Regions from separate parts of the Homo sapiens genome. Here region 1 is linked to region 2. Evidence: chromatin loops called from intact Hi-C (ENCODE). Cell type or tissue: endothelial cell of umbilical vein. All regions are shown on one strand.

The links. A loop is a pair of places that touch in the nucleus more often than their neighbours do. Peaks named below come from ENCODE experiments on the same cell type or tissue, not always from the same donor. Only the 100,000 strongest peaks of a DNase experiment are listed, where the experiment ranks them.
Region 1: a loop joins it to region 2, with 20 times the contacts of the local background. A loop is called at or near these places in 4 of 110 quality-filtered maps.

Annotation. Positions count from the first base shown.
Region 1 is chr3:100,886,998-100,894,997 of GRCh38, reverse strand. All of the region lies in intron 4 of ABI3BP (ABI family member 3 binding protein), which reads left to right. Among named protein-coding and RNA genes, the nearest start is that of ABI3BP, 100 kb to the left of the region's middle. In endothelial cell of umbilical vein, a CTCF peak has its summit at 1,215 (motif pointing left); DNase peaks (open chromatin) are centred at 1,207 and 3,737.
Region 2 is chr3:100,459,010-100,467,009 of GRCh38, reverse strand. No RefSeq gene overlaps it. Among named protein-coding and RNA genes, the nearest start is that of TMEM45A, 30 kb to the left of the region's middle. RefSeq lists enhancers at 486-986, 716-1,025. In endothelial cell of umbilical vein, a CTCF peak has its summit at 3,904 (motif pointing left); a DNase peak (open chromatin) is centred at 3,889; H3K27me3 peaks cover 515 bases.

The sequences.
Region 1 (8,000 bases), 430 kb before region 2:
AACATTCTCATCTTGTGTTTTTTTTTTCTGTTTTTTTTTTTTTTTTTTTTTTTTTTTTTGAAGCGGAATCCCGCTCTGTCGCCCAGGCTGGAGTGCAGAGGCGCGATCTCGGCTCACTGTAAGCTCCGCCTGCCGGGTTCACGCCATTCTCCTGCCTCAGCCTCCCGAGTAGCTGGGACTACAGGCACCGGCCACCATGCCTAGCTAATTTTTTGTATTTTTAGTACAGGTGGGGTTTCACCGTGTTAGCCAGGATGTTCTTGATCTCCTGACCTCGTGATCTGCCCTCCTTGGCCTCCCAAAGTGCTGGGATTACAGGCGTGAGCCACCGCGCCCGGCCGTGTTTACTTACTCTTAACGTAGAATGAGGGCTCTCCTTTTTGGCCAGTCCAGAGCAGACTCTCTTGCCTTTTTTCCGCCCCCAAGTTTGTAAGAAGCGAGTATCTTCAGTGTCTGAATTCTCACCTGATTGACCCCAGTGCCTTGTTACCTGTCTGTCTTGCCGTGTAAGTTTTAAGCTCGGTGAAGACAGGGAGTATCTTGCCCACCGTTACTTCCTGGTCCCCCGAAGAGCATCAGGAACATAGGAGGCCCCAAGTAAATACATGCTGAATGAAATAACCAGTGAGATATCAACATTCTCACTTTTATGTGTTACCATTACCTCAAACTCAACATGACAAGATTAAACTCAGACTTTTTCTCTTGAAATATCACCTCACTTGTCTCTGTATTGCTTTCTAAAGTAGTATCATTGTCCCATTGGCTCTAATTTAAAACTTCATTTATTTTCTATTTTTCACCTACTATCGTTTATGAAGGCCCGAAGATACATTCGTTTTTCTTTTGAGATGTACCCATATCTGCATCTGTGTCTTCTCCTTGTCCATTTCACACTAATGTTCCCAATCCAAGCATGCCTCACCTTACCCTGGATTCTGGCAACAGCATCCTGGCTACATTCCCTGCTATTTTCTTCCCCCAATCTATTCTACCTTCCACAGTACTGAGGAAATCTAGACTATCCTTTATCAACTCACTCTTTCCTCATCCTGAATTTATCTTTACCTCTCTTCTCTTCTTTCCAAGAAACACAATTCTGACTTCAGACAGTGCTCATGATCCCATCTTTCCCATGTCGTCTAAGCCTTTGCTTCTCCAGTGATCCCCTCTCTCTTCCATTTGCCCTTTCACAGGCAGTGGTGCCCTGCCTCCTGCTGGCAAGCATGCTCAAAGTTTCTCTCCCTGAAAACAAAGCCTTCTGTTGATCCTGTTATGTATTCTAAGCTACTTTTCAGTCTCTTTTAATTTCCAAACTTTTCAGAGTTATGGCTCCCACATTCTGAATTCTGCACCATCTGCACAGTCCTCATCCCTTCTCACTAGTTGCCATCCCTTTTCCACTGTTCCACTGAAATGTCTCTTGGTGGTCACTAATGACCAATTAGTTACTAAACCCAGTAGAGTTTTCTCAGTCCTTATCCTTCTTAACCTATTCTTAAACTCTTTCTTTCTTTGACATTTTTATTTAGATTTTCCTCTTGCCCCTTTAACCATTTGTATTAGGGTTTCCTAGAGGGACAGGATTAATAGGAGAGATGTATATACATGAAGGGGAGTTTGTTAAGGAGTATTGACTCACAGAATCACAAGTTGAGGTTTCATAACAGGCCGTCTGCAAGCTGAGGAACAAGGAAGCCAGTCCGCGTCCCAAAACCTCAAAAGTAGGGAAGCTGACAATGCAGCTTTCAGTCTGTGGCTGAAGACCCAAGAGCCCCTGGCAAACCACTGTCATTAAGTCCAAGAATCCAAAAGCTGAAAACTTGAAGTCTGATGTTTGAGGGGAGGAAGCATCCAGCACAGGGGAAAGATGGAAGCTAGAAGACTCAGACAGTCTAGTCCTTCCAACTTCTTTTGCCTGCTTTATCCTAGCTATGCTGTCAGCTGATTAGATGGTGTCCACCCAAATGGAGGGTGGGTCTGCCTTTCCAAGTCCACTGACTCAAATGTTCATCTCTTTTGGCAACACCCTCACAGACATACCTAGGATCAATACTTGGCTTCCTTCAATCCAATCAAGTTGACACTCACTATTAACCATCACACCTTTCCTTTTCTCCTTTGCTCACTCCTTATTATATCTCCTAAATGTGGAATCATGTTCTATCTTACCTGCAGTACCCTTCTTATCTATGTCTAGTCTTTAACAATCCCCTCTATGCACAACAGTGCTTCTCAAACTTTGTGCATGCAAGTCATGTAGGGAACCTTACTAAAATGCAGATTCTGATTCAGTAGGCCTGAGAAGGAGCCTGAGAATCTGCATTTTTAAAAGCTCTCAGAAATTGCTTTTGTTGCTGTTCTACAGAGAACAGAAGTGGCAAGTATGTAAATGACTTCCAGGGTTGAATCTCTGACCTGGGCCCATTTACAAATTACTAAGAATATGTTTTCAGTTGTCCATGGAATATTTTCATCACAATAACCAGGTAACTGTGATTGGCACCTCACACTCAGACTAAATTCATACTTTCTATACTATTAAAAGAATACTTTTCCCATCACTTTATTCTCACTTTTGAAAAATCAGTTTTAACTTTTTTCGCTTTCTTTGGTACCCATATCCTATAAGGAGTCTGGTTTCATCAATTCTTTCTTAGAACTGTAACTTTAATCTGTTCTGGTTTTTATGTGTGTGTGTGATTCCTTTCCTTGTTATCTCACATCTGGAGTATACCTTGAGATGCCTCCCTCCAGTTTCTCTGTGACTTATTCTTCCACGCTGGTAATTCTAGCTTCCTTCATTACTACTCAACTTTATTTACCTACTGAGGAATTGCCACCAGCTCCCCACTGTCTAGGAAAATAAGTCATAGAATCTCTCAAGAAATATACCTCAATGCATATCTGAGTCATGCTCATGAAATGAGGTGTAAATCCAATCCACGCTGCTTTCCAGGGGCCTGGGTAGTATGTCCTGAAGTAAACGACGTCAATGGAATGGGATTTAAAATGCAGCGTGTCCATTTCTCAGCTTCAGGCTGGATAGTGCCACACCCAGCCCCAGCTCTATGCTGTGTGCTTTCCATTCTGCCTTCTTCAGTCATACACATATGCATGTCTACCTCCTTCATTAGAGTGCAAGCTCACTTTTGAAACTGCAGAATACCACTTGCTTCCATCTCACACAGAACCCAGCATTGTATTTTACAATAGTAGTTCTCAACATATAAGTGAATATGCAAGTGGGATGTCAAGAAGAGGATTTAAAAATCATCTAGCCAGTCTATTCAGCTCTTGAAGCTTCTTTGCAACATCTCCCATCCAGAGTCCACAGTGAGCATCTCCAGGGATGGCATCATAGCATGGATGTTGAAGATACAAATTCTGGTCACACTGACTTACCCGAGTTCAAAACTCTGCTCTATTATCATCTTAGTTGCTTTGCATGGGTTGCTTAAATGCTTTTAGTCTTGGTTTTCTTATCTGCAAAAGGGGGTAAGTAATATCATAGGGTTGTCAAAATTTAGTAAGATGACACATGTAAAATGGTTAATGCAGTGTCTAGCATGCAGTGAATACTCAAAATTATACTGTCTCCTGCTAGCCTTCTCATTGCTTTGATATTATTTACTTTATGTTATAATTGCCAACTTCAGGCAAGCCATTCCATTTCAGATAGCACTAATATCAGTAGAAACATTTCTTTTGTTGTACTTAAACCAGCCACCAGTGGGTGATACTATACGAAGAAAGGAGATCTTAGAAATAGTTGACCAGTTTGTGATGAGTCAGAATTCAATTCACATTTGAGAATCATGGTAAAAATAACTTGCATTTGCCTTATCATGATCCTACTGTTGAGTTAGGAAAATGTGGTTAGACAGACTCACGTTACTTTTTTCCAGAGGTAATCTCTAGATTACTGTGTCAACCCATTGCTTTCTATTTGGCTATAGATGTAAAACTACCAAATAAAAGTGGATTTTGTGGTCTACAAAAAAAAAAAAAAAGTTGACCAGTTTGAAAATTATCACGAGTCCAAAGATATTAATGACCTAAACTGGGGCTCACATGCTACCTTGGAATAGTGGAGAGGCAAGTGGAAGAGAATTCATGTAAGAAAATATACTTGGATTTGACAACTGATTGGACATGAGGGGAGAAAGGACTCTGAAGTCATCAGAAATGGGGATCACAAGAGAAACAGATTTGGAAAAGAAAATGAAGAGTAGATTTTAAGTTAGTTATGAAATTCACAGAGGATTAAGTAATTTGGTCATAAGGTTTTACTATAATAAAGAGGTCAGCCAACAGATTGCAAAGAAATAGAGACATTTTGAGTGGTAAGAAAGTGGGAGAAGACAGATTATTAAGAAATTTCATGTTAAAATATAGTGGCAGGTTTAAGAGAAAAGTACTAGTTTTAATTTTGTTGGGGTAGAATGAAAGATATCTAAACAACTTTTAGACTCGGGAAGGTCCGTAAGGAATCAAGGGAAAGGTTGGAGATCTGGTGGAATAAGGAAGTGGAATACAATTATTGAGAAGCTTATCTTTGAGAAGATGAGAATGCTTTTTCCCTTGAAATCAGAGTGGGACAAAGAGAGAATGAAGGGGAAGAGAGACCCTTTAGAGGAAGGGAATGAGGGCAGAATTTTTCTCAGTAGTTACAGTCTCAGTAAAGCAAGAAGCAACACTGACAAAGACAGTGTCAGGATGTGTTCTTTGACATGAAGAGTCAAAAATGTGGGAAATAGATGTTTTAGGAAATGTAAAAGTAGTTAATCACATAGAAATAAAAGCATTCCTGAAGGAAGTATGGAAAACCCAAAAGACAGTCAACCATGTACATTAAGCTGGGGTAGTTCGTAGAAGGACTAAGCTTAGTTTGGTGTTCAATTTCTTCACTTAGTGTAATTCACTACCAGTTACATCATAAATTCAGTTTATGGAGTTTCTACTTCTGTCTCAGGTATTTTGTTAGAATAGAATATCCAATATGTTGCTGGAATAAATTTTTAGAAACAAAGGATCTAAAAGATAGTGGAGTCCAGTCCCTCTCTGAGAAATTGATGCTTAAGAGGGTGGAGAGATGCCCCCCTCCCAAGGTCATGCTACTAGTTTGCAGCTGACTAAAATCCGAGTCAAGCTACTACCTGCCTTTCTGCTACATTTTGAGGAGCTGTGGATTTTTCAATGCTATAACAACAATTATTGGCAGTATTGAGACTATTCAGGTGGCCCAAGCACAGAATAATGCCAGTTGAACCAAATGCTACCTTCAACAGTTTCTTACCTCTTAATTAGGATATGAGATGCTCTTGTTCTTAAAATTGAAATTGCTGAAGGCAGGCTTTCTAGAAGTCTAGTCTGATGACATTCATAGACTACTACCTGTATTTTTAATAGACTTGTTGCCTCTGTGTGCACTTGTGCTCAATTTTAATCATTCACAGAAAAAGGGTCAACTAACGTTTGACAAGACTGTGACTATATGTTATGGTAAATACACATTAAAACAAAAACTAAAAAGCCTTCAATAATGTGAAATGCTGATTACTTTTGTTTTTCTTCCATTCTGGTTCATTTTTCCATCTTTTTCCATGTCTTTTGCCTAGCACCACAGTTGAAAGAGTCCAGTGCAGTACAAAAGGCATTAGATTAGGAGTCAGAAATTGGCATTTGCCTGGGTCTGTCACTGATTATCAGGGCTTAGACACTTCTTGGGCTCTCTTTTCCTTGTATGATAATTCTTTCTCTGCTCAGAGTTTATTGTATGGATTAAATGGAATAGGTAAATAAAAATCATAAGCCCTGTGCAAATGTATAATGCAGAAATTTATTGTGTTTGGCTTCAGTTTGCTTTGGTTCTGTAGGAGTGGTGCGTTATGCAATGATGTGTTGCAAAATATAATTGTAGACCTAATGGCTTAAATCAATATGTCTTTGGAATTGAATAATTGGTTACTTAGAGATATTATAGTCTAATTTTTAAATGACCCTTAGAGCACCACATATTCATTCCACAAATATTTATGGAGCACCTACTGTGTACTGGGTTATAAAGAACTGTTTATTATCATAAGACCTATATTTTGTTTTAAAATCAATGAAAATTTACTTCACCACTTTAAGTATAGTTAAGTGGCCTAATCTCTCTGCTTGAAAAAAAATGATAGTGCTATAAAACAAAATTGGAATTTGCCTATAATATACAAGTATCAACGGAGACAGTGTTGAAAAGGACAAACCTAACTAGGAGAAGAAGGGCAAAATGCCTAAGCCTTTATTTTCCTGAAAAACTTGGGATAAGAGGGTATTTCAAATGCTTTGTGATCAAAATGGAAAAGATTTACACTCTGGATTTTTAAACCATGGTGAAGTTTAGGGTTCTTTTTAAAGAACAAAACATTTCTGTCTCATTTATTTATAAGCAGGTTATGTGAGATCAAGTTGACTGCAAAGCCTTGAATCTGACCTTCAGTAGTTCTGTTAGCAACAGGACTCCTGCATCATGAAAGCAGTTAAGTCCTCAGAAATGTATCTACTAGAGATGCATAATTTTGTTGGCCCATCTGGTCTGATTTTAGCTTCTTAACATTTCTCTAAGAGCCAGGACGGGGAAAAAATAACAATAAAAATTTCATGCAGCGTATTTGTCAAGAAATGCATTTCATAAATCACTGATATTTTGACTCACAGGACACAAAGGACTTCTATTACATTCTATTACAATTCAATAATATAACATTTGTTTCCAGTAGCAGTTAGTGTTTAGGCTGGAACAGCCTCCTTCACTCATTCTGTTTTCTGCTACTTTGGAATGGGGGAATGGAGCCCTGAGCACAGCTTTCACTAGAAAGGAGCAAGCTAATCAATGATGGCAAGCCTTTCAGTGGTTTGTGCCTAGTAAGAAAGTAGGCTGAATATACAAATGCATCTCATCTCTCTCTCTATTTATTAAACTACAAACCCCCTGCTGACTTCATGGGCATACTACCTGTGCACCAGACCCCCAACTTAGAAGAGCCCAAATTTGGTTTAATGCTCTGCTGTCACTGTCTTAAGATTCCTAATAACTTTTGAACAGAGTCTACGTGTTCATTTCTTATTGAGCCCCACAAATTACGTAGCCAGTTTTGATACTCATCTCTAGATACTGGGATTGTTTTGCATCACCAAGAGCTTAGGCTTGACACTTAGAGAATGCTCAATAAATGTTTTCAGAATGAGCAAAATTCCTGATTTTTTAAAGCTTTAAATAAAAGCAAGTAACCTTAATCTTACTCCATTTAATTTTGCTGATGTAAGGAGTGGAGGAAAGGTACTAACCTTTTGAGGAAAATGTTAAGATATAAAAAAGACCCAAAAATAGTTTACCCAATGCGTATGTTTCCATCATCATAACATGGCAGCTACTATTTCATTCTATTAATTCAGTGTTTAATTAAAAATAAAAAGCAGATGAAGTTTACCTATTGACCCCATCTCAAATCCTATTTTTCTCATCACCTGCTCACTGGGAGTTAAAGCACTATCAGAAATGTTGTATCCTTTCAGTATTTGTTATCCCTTTACAGTGCCAGGAATAATATTTGGTAACATATTTCATACGTCTGAATATTTATGTAAATGATAGGAAACTATATGCACCAATCTGTAATTTGTTTTTATTTGATATTTTGTTTCTAAAATCTATCCACATTGATACATGTAGTTCTCCCATTCACTCTCATTACTGTATATAGTAGTATACTGTACTTGATCTGCTGCCCCACTTACAGCGGCTGTTTAAAGTAGAGCCAGAGGAGTCTGTCTTTGTATTTCGATTCTGCCACCGCCACTGGTAAAAGTCAGTAGCTGGGTGATATTGGGCAAGTTAAGTGAATGTTCTGAAACTCCATTTTCACATTTGTAAAATGAGATTAATAATTTCTACCAGCTAAGATGTTTTCATGACAATTAAACCAGGTAATATATGTAAAACCTAGGTTCAA
Region 2 (8,000 bases):
CCAGACTGCAGCCAGCAGCCAGCGGGACTGCTCCTCTGCTGCCTCCTTACCATAAGCCAAATGCTAAGGTAAAGCTGAGGAGCTGGGTCCTCTTCAAACAAGGGAGCGAAAAAGGGTGTCCTGTGGCCTAACAAGATGCCTTCCAAAAGGAGGAAAAAAAACTCTTGCATAGAAAACTCCCTATATCTACAGGGCTGTGTTAACTGCTGACAGGGTGGAGAAAAGGAAGAAAAAAAAGCTTAAGTTCAGGGCTGGGAAGATGCCTTGGGTAGAAACCTCTTATTTATTCTTATGCAAGTGGGTTTCTTCAACAGGAAAAGAAACTTTTAATTGCTGTCTCCTCCTTCTTGGCTCAGCAAGGGGAGGAAAGACTCCTTGGGCACCTAGCAGGAGGGGACGGCAAGTGAGAAATGCTGGCCAGCCAGCCATGAGGGACCCTTGTGCTGTGTGCCCCAGCCAGGAGGGGAGCAGGGCAGGGAGCTTGCCAATCTGTCTTGTGTGCATGCCTGTGGCCATTGGGGTGGGGGTGGAACATGCCCACTAAAAGATAGGTGCCATTACAGTCCTGAAAAAAGAAGGAAAATGCCATAGAAAAGACTGGGTTGGACAAAGGCCAACATTCCTGACCCCTGAGAGCAACAGGGGGGCAGGGGGCAGGTTGCAGTATCCCCTGCCTTCCGAAAAAGTCTGAGGATAAGAAAGCTCAGAAACAAAAGTGAAAGAGATTGTTGGGTCCACATTTTACTCAACCTTCTGACAAATGCCAGACAAGCCTCCAAAATGATGCAGAATTTTTTGCTCTGAACTAAGGTTCAGCTTGGTCTGGGTTCTTGTCTCACAATCAGGAAGAAGTAGATACATGGACACTGGAAGAGTGAGCAAGGCAGGAAGTTTTACTGAGTGATGAAACAGCTTTTAGTGGGGAAGTTACACAGGGGTAGTTCCCCTGCCTGAAGGTAAGAGAGTTTCCAATATGGCTGAGCCCAGGGCTTTTTATGGGCTCAGAATAGGGAGTGCGTGCTGATTAGCTTGTGAGTATGCAAAAAAGTCAAAGACACCACTTAAAAATGGGCATGATAGTGTAGGAAACCAATTAGGAAAGGGTAGGTATATGTAAAATAGTTGAAGGCTGAGTATCAATCAGAGGAAAGCACGCCAAACAGGAGGGCGGGTTCTCAATCTGGTTCAAGGATTTACCTGGGACTGTTTCTGACTTGAAGGTTGAATTTCACCGGGGACCCACCCCTACCTGCCTAGGTATTTATCAACAAGGCTGCAATCAAGTTGTCAGTCATGTGAAGCTCGATTAAAGAAGGATCCATTTCCAAGTTCACATGGCTGTTAGCAGGATTCAGTTCTTTGCAGGTTTTCAGAATGAGGGCATTTCCTTGATGACTACTGGCAAGAGGTCACCCTCAATTCCTTCCCCACGGGCTTCTTCATATGGCAGCTTAAACCCCCTTATACATATATAGTTTGCAAATATTTCTTCCCAATCTGTAGGTTGCCATTTCATTTTGTTGTTTCCTTTGCTATGCAGAAGCTTTTTAGTTTGATATAGTCCCATTTATTTATTTTTGCTTTTATAGTGAGCTTTTGGTATGATATCCAAAAAATTACTGCCACTGCCAGTGTCCAAAAACTTTTTCCCTTTGTTCTCTTTTAGGAAATTTATAGTTTCAGGTTTACATTTAGGTATTTTATCAATTTTGCAAAACTCCTAATTTTGGTACATAGCATCTGTTACAGTCAGCCCTCTGTATCTGTGGGTTCCACATCCAGGGATTCAACCAACCATGAAAAAATATTTGAGAAAAGATAAATGGTTGTGTCTGCCCTGAACATCCACAAATTTGTTTTTCTTTTTATTATCCCCTAAATAATACAGTATAACAACTAGTTATATAGCATTCACATTGTATTAGGTATTATAAACAACCTAGAAATGATTAAAAGTACAGTTATTATTCCTTGTTATATGTGGGGGATTTGTTCCAGGACTCCCAAGTACACCAAAAGCCATGCATACTCCAGGTCTTGAAGTCAGCCCTTTGGAACCCACGTATAAGAAGAGTTGGTGCTCCATATACACTGGTTTGACATTCCTCAATAATGTATTTTCCATCTGTGTTTGGTTGAAAACATCTGCTTATAAGTGGACCTGCACAGTTTAAGCCAACATTGTTCAAAAGTCAACTGTATACAGAACGATATGCATAGGTTATATGCCAATGCTACACCATTTTATATAGGAAACTTGAGCATCCATGGATTTTGGTATCCACAGGGGGTCCTGGAATCAATCCCCTATGGATAGTGAAGGACAGCTGTGTATCTTGATGCCTCAGCCAAAATCTCAATATAAGCATTCTGTTTTGTGTATATGTCTATTTTTCCAACAAAAATTGAAGTTCCTTGAAGGCAAGGACTGTGTCTCACTCATCTTGGTGTGCCCCACCTATTACGCTGCAGTACATGCAGCCCTTAGTAAATATCCATGAATTAGCAAAGCAGAGAGGAAACTGTTTCAAGATGTTTATAATACTTAAGAAATGGCTTTGCTGGCTGGGCATGGTGGCTCACACCTGTAATCCCAGCATTTTGGGAGGACAAGCTGGGCTGATCACTTGAGGCCAGGAGTTCGAGACCAGCCTGGCCAACATGGCAAAACCCCATCTCTACCAAAAATAGAAAACTTAGTCAGGCATGTTGGGGCATGCCTGTAATCCCAGCTATTAGGGTGGCTGAGGCAGGAGAATCACTTGAACCCGGGAAACAGAAGTTGCAGTGAGGAGATCGCACCACTGCACTTCAGCCTAGATGACAGAGTGAGACTTTGTCTCAAAAAAAAAAATGCCTTCACTGTTGTTTCATTCATTATTTCTTTCACTCATTCAACAAACCTATTCATGCACCATGCTGTTTGCCAAGAGGATATTCTCAACTTAGAAGGAGAGTACCATAATTTCTTTTCCCACTTCAAGAAACTCTTCTTTGTCTTCTAGCCACAGAGCTAACAATGACTAATGACGGAACTTTGGGAAAGCAGCATGCTAATATGTCTGAAGTGGCATAGCAATATTGCCTCTGTGATGTATCCCTCCCTGAAATTGTCACACCATGTGATTCACTCAAAACCTTCCAATAGCTTCCCATGACACTTAGAATAACAACCACCTAGGTAACAGATTATCCACCCTTTGCATTTTCCAGCTTCGTTTTCCATTGCACACCTGTCATGCACTCCTTTCCAGGAATATGTTGCTATTTTTAAAAGAAGCCAAGCAAGCTCTTACCTTAGTGCCTTTACACTGCTGCGCTGCTGCCTGAGACCCTTTTCCCTCATTTCATTCATACCTCAGCTCAAATACCACCTCATCAGACAGGCTTTTTTGGAAACTCACTCTTAAAAAGCATTCCCGTTATCTCTATTTCCTAACTGTTTTTGATTCTTCATGACATTATGCTATATTTTTCTTTGATTTTTGTTTACCATCTGACATGGTTTGGCTCTGAATCCCCACTCAAATCTCATCTCGAATTGTAATCCCCACGTGTTGAGGGAGGGAACTGGTGGGAGGTGATTTGATCATGGGGGCAGTTTCCCCCATGTTTTTCTCATGATAGTGAAGAAGCTTTTAAGAGATTTGATGCTTACACCTGTAATCCCAGCCCTTTAGGAGGCTGAGTGGGGAGGATCATTTGAGCCCAGGAGCTCAAGGCTGCAGTGAGCTATGATCACACCACTGTACTCCAGGCTGGATGACAGACTCTAAAAAAAAAAAAAAGAAAGAAAGAAAGAAAAGAAAAACGTAACGATAGTGATTTTGTCTTTGGCCAAACACTGAGGCTTGCGTCCAGCATTACCTGTCCAAATGCTGGTTCAAGTCTGCCCCCTAGAGTAGAGTAACCAGAATGTCTTGACAGTAATAATGAGCTGTATTAAGGTCATAACAACACTTGGCTTTTCTGGGAGGCTGTCATACTGTTTTCTGCATTACTTGAAAGTGTGTCAGCTATTACTTTTATAAGCAAAAAAAGTTTCCATTTTAGGAGGGAAAATATCAACTCCAAATACAGTTTTTCATTGTGAGAGAGTCATCTATGACAGTGTTTGGCCTACAATAGGCAGAATTAATTCAAGTTTTAGGGTCCTGCTTGTTTAGAGTCACACTCTCAAACTGTATATGGTCGTCGCTCAGTATGCACAGGAGGTTGGCCCAGGATCCTCACAGATACCAAAATCCGATGATGTTCATATCTCTTATATAAAATGACATAGTAATTGCATATAACCTATTCACATCTTCCTACATACTTTAAATCATCTCTAGATTACTTATAATACCTAACACAATGTAAACACTATGCAAAAAGTTGCTATACTGTATTGTTTTTATTTGGATGGTCTTTTATTGTTGTATTATTATTATTATTGGTTTTATTTTTGAATGTTTTTGATCTGTGATTGGTCGAATCTGTTGATGTAGAACCTGTGCATATGGAAAGCCAGCTATATATTGAGATGCTACTATGTGATAGGTGCCTATTAAGTTTTGGGAATGGAAAGATGATTAAGATATGGTTTCTCTCACTAAGAGTTCACGGGCTAGAGAGGAAGACAGACGTGTAAGGAAATCATTCCATTACATAATGAAGCCTACATGAGCTATACTATAGCACAAGAAAGAATATGAATAGACAGGGCACTTTTATTTCGAGAAGAAAGACGGAAACAAGGAAGAACGGAAGAAAGACAGTTTAGGTATAACAAAATTTACTTAAAATGTTGTAACTAGTATTAGGCCAATTAACCCAAAATAGCACCTTGGATTAATTAAATTTAAATACATTTTAAGCTCAGTTAAACTTAAAAACTAAAATGTTAGTAATATAAAAAGAGGTTTGAAAGTTAGCCAAGGTATAGATCAGTGCTATCTAATAGAAATATAATATGAGACATATATGCTGTTTTAAATTTTCTAGTAACTACATTTATATAAGGAAAAAAGATAATTAATTTTCATAATATATTTGATTTAACCAAATATATCTAAAATATTATTATTTCTATTGTAAGAAATGAAGCAAGATATAAAGGGCCTGAAATCAGGTTGTAGCAATGAGAATAGAGGGAATTCGGTAGATCCAAGTGATATTTAGAGGCAAAATAGACACAAGTTGATGATTAATTAGATGGAGAATGGGAGAAAAGGAGGAGTACAAGTGGCTTCAAACCCAGGTAAGTTCTTCCACGAGCAACTGGTAAATGATGCTACCAGTCACTGAGATAGGGAACACAGAAAGAGGGGCAGAAGGAGAGCAGACAGGGCAATAAAGAACAGTTTACTTTCAAAAGATGAGTTTGAGATGTCTGTGAAACCTGTAACTAATATGTCCAAAGGATGCTTTTATATATGAGTGTGCTGCTCAGGAGAGAGTCTGCACCACAGGGACAGATTTGGGAGCCATCAGCACATAGGTGGCCGATACCCTGCACGTGTTTGAGATTACCCAGGGAAGATAAGGTAACTGAGGCAAATGCTTAGACAGAGCTCTGAAGAAAATCCGTATTTAAGGTATATGGATCTCTCACCAAAGCACCAAAACAACCAGCAGTGATAGGAGAGGTACAAGGAAAACCAGAAGAATATAAGTCTCAACAGCCAGCCAGAGAGGGGCTTCAAGAGGGAGGGAGTAATCAGCAATGTCTGATGCTTCTAGAAAGTCAAGCAAAGTCAAGAGATGTTTTCACAGAATTTGACAGTAAGGAGCTCAAGGGTGACTTTGAAGAGAACGGTTTCTATAAAGGGTAAGGACAGAAGTCACATTGCAGCAGACTCAAAACTGAGGGGAAATGTAGATAACTCTTCAAGAAGTTTTCTATGAAAAGGAAGATAGCTAAGTTGGTTACTATTGGCTATCAAGAATGGTATCTCTTGGTATGTTATGAGGGAAAGTTTTTATGGCAGAAGTGACGGCCGGGCGCGGTGGCTTACGCCTGTAATCCCAGCACTTTGGGAGGCTGAGGTGGGCGGATCACGAGGTCAGGCGATTGAGACCATCCTGGCTAACACGGTGAAACCCCGTCTCTGCTAAAAAAAATATAAAGAAATTAGCTGGGCATGGTGACCGGCGCCTTAGTCCCAGCTACTCGGGAGGCTGAGGCAGGAGAATGGCGTGAACCCCGGAGGCGGAGCTTGCAGTGAGCCGGGATCTCGCCACTGCACTCCAGCCTGGGCGACAGAGCGAGACTCCGTCTCAAAAAAAAAAAAACAAAGTGACTTGACTCCACTTAAACACCATTTAAAATTATGTAATAAACAATTTTATCGATTAAAGAGATGTTAATGATATATTCTTAACTGAAATGAGATTATGACTGAAAAAGTGTTTGATGTGCACTTACGTTCATGTGCACATGTACACGTAAATAGCATTCTGGAAGTACATACACCAAGGCATTAACCATATTTATCTCCGAGAAGGTAAACAAACACATTTAAAATTTTTGTTCTGTTAGGCGTGGGGGCTCACACCAGTAATCTCAGCACTTTGAAGAGGCCAAAGCAGGAAGATCTCTTGAGCCCAGGAGTTTCAGAACAGCCTGGGCAACATAGGGAAACCCCCCCACCTTACAAATACTTTTTTTTTAATTAGCTGGCTGTGGTGGTGTATGCCTATGGTCCCAGCTACTGGGGCGACTAGGGTGGCAGGATCACTTGAACCCAGGAGGTTGAGGCTGCAGTGAGCAGTGTTTGCACGGTGGAAGATGATTGGATCATGGGGAAAGTTTCCCCAGTGCTGTTCTCATGATTGTGAATGAATTCTCACAAGATCTGATGGTTTTATAAAGCAATTTTCCCTGCTCTTGCTAGCTCTCTCTTTCCTGCCATCAAGTGAAGAAGGTCCTTGCTTCCCCTTCGCCTTCTGCCATGATTGTAGGTTTCTTGAGGCCTCCCCAGCCATGTGCAAATGTGAGTCGATTAAACCTCTTTTAAACCTCTTTTCTTTATAAATTACCCAGTCTTGGGCAGTTCTTTTTTTTTTTTTTTTTTTTTTTTTAGATGGCGTCTCACTCTGCCACCCAGGCTGGAGAGCAGTGGAGCAATCTCAGCTCACTGCAACCTCTGCCTCCCAGGTTCAAGCAATTCTCCTGCCTCAACCTCTCGAGTAGCTGGGATTACAAGTGCCTGCCACCACACCTGGCTAATTTTTGGTATTTTTATTAGAGATGGAGTTTCACTGTGTTGGCCAGGCTGGTCTTGAACTCCTGACCTCAGATGATCCACCTGCCTCGGTCTCCCAAAGTGCTGGGATTACAGGCATGAGCCACTGCATCTGGCCTTGTGCAGCTCTTTATAGCAGTGTGAGAATGGGCAAATATAGGAAATCGGTACTGCAGAGAGTGGGGTACTGCGATACAGGTACCAAAAAATGTGGAAGTGACTTTGAAACTGGGTAACAGGCAGAGGTTGGAACAGTTTGGAGGGCTCAGAAGACAGGAAAATGTGGGAAAGTTTGGAACTTCCTAGAGACTTGTCAAATGGTTTTGACCAAAATGCTGATAGCAGTGTAGACAATGAAGTCCAGGCTGAGATGGTCTCAGATGGAGATGCAGAACTTTTTGGAAACTGGAGCAAAGTTCACTCTTGCTACGCTTTAGCAGAGCAACTGGTGGCATTCTGCCCTTGCCCTAGAGATCTGTGGAACTTTGAAGTTGAGAGACATTATCTGAAATTGGAACTTATGTTTAAAAGGGAAGCAGAGCATAAAAGTTTGGAAAATGTGCAGCCTGACAATATGGTAAAAAAGAAAAATCCATTTTCTGGGGAGAAATTCAAACTGGCTAGAGAAATTTGCACAGGTAACAAGGTGCTGAATGTTAATTACCAAGACAATGGGGAAAATGTCTCCAGGGCATGTCAGAGACTTTCACAGCAGCCCCTCCCATCACAGACCCAGGGGCCTAGGAGGAAAAATGGTTTCCTGGGCCAAGT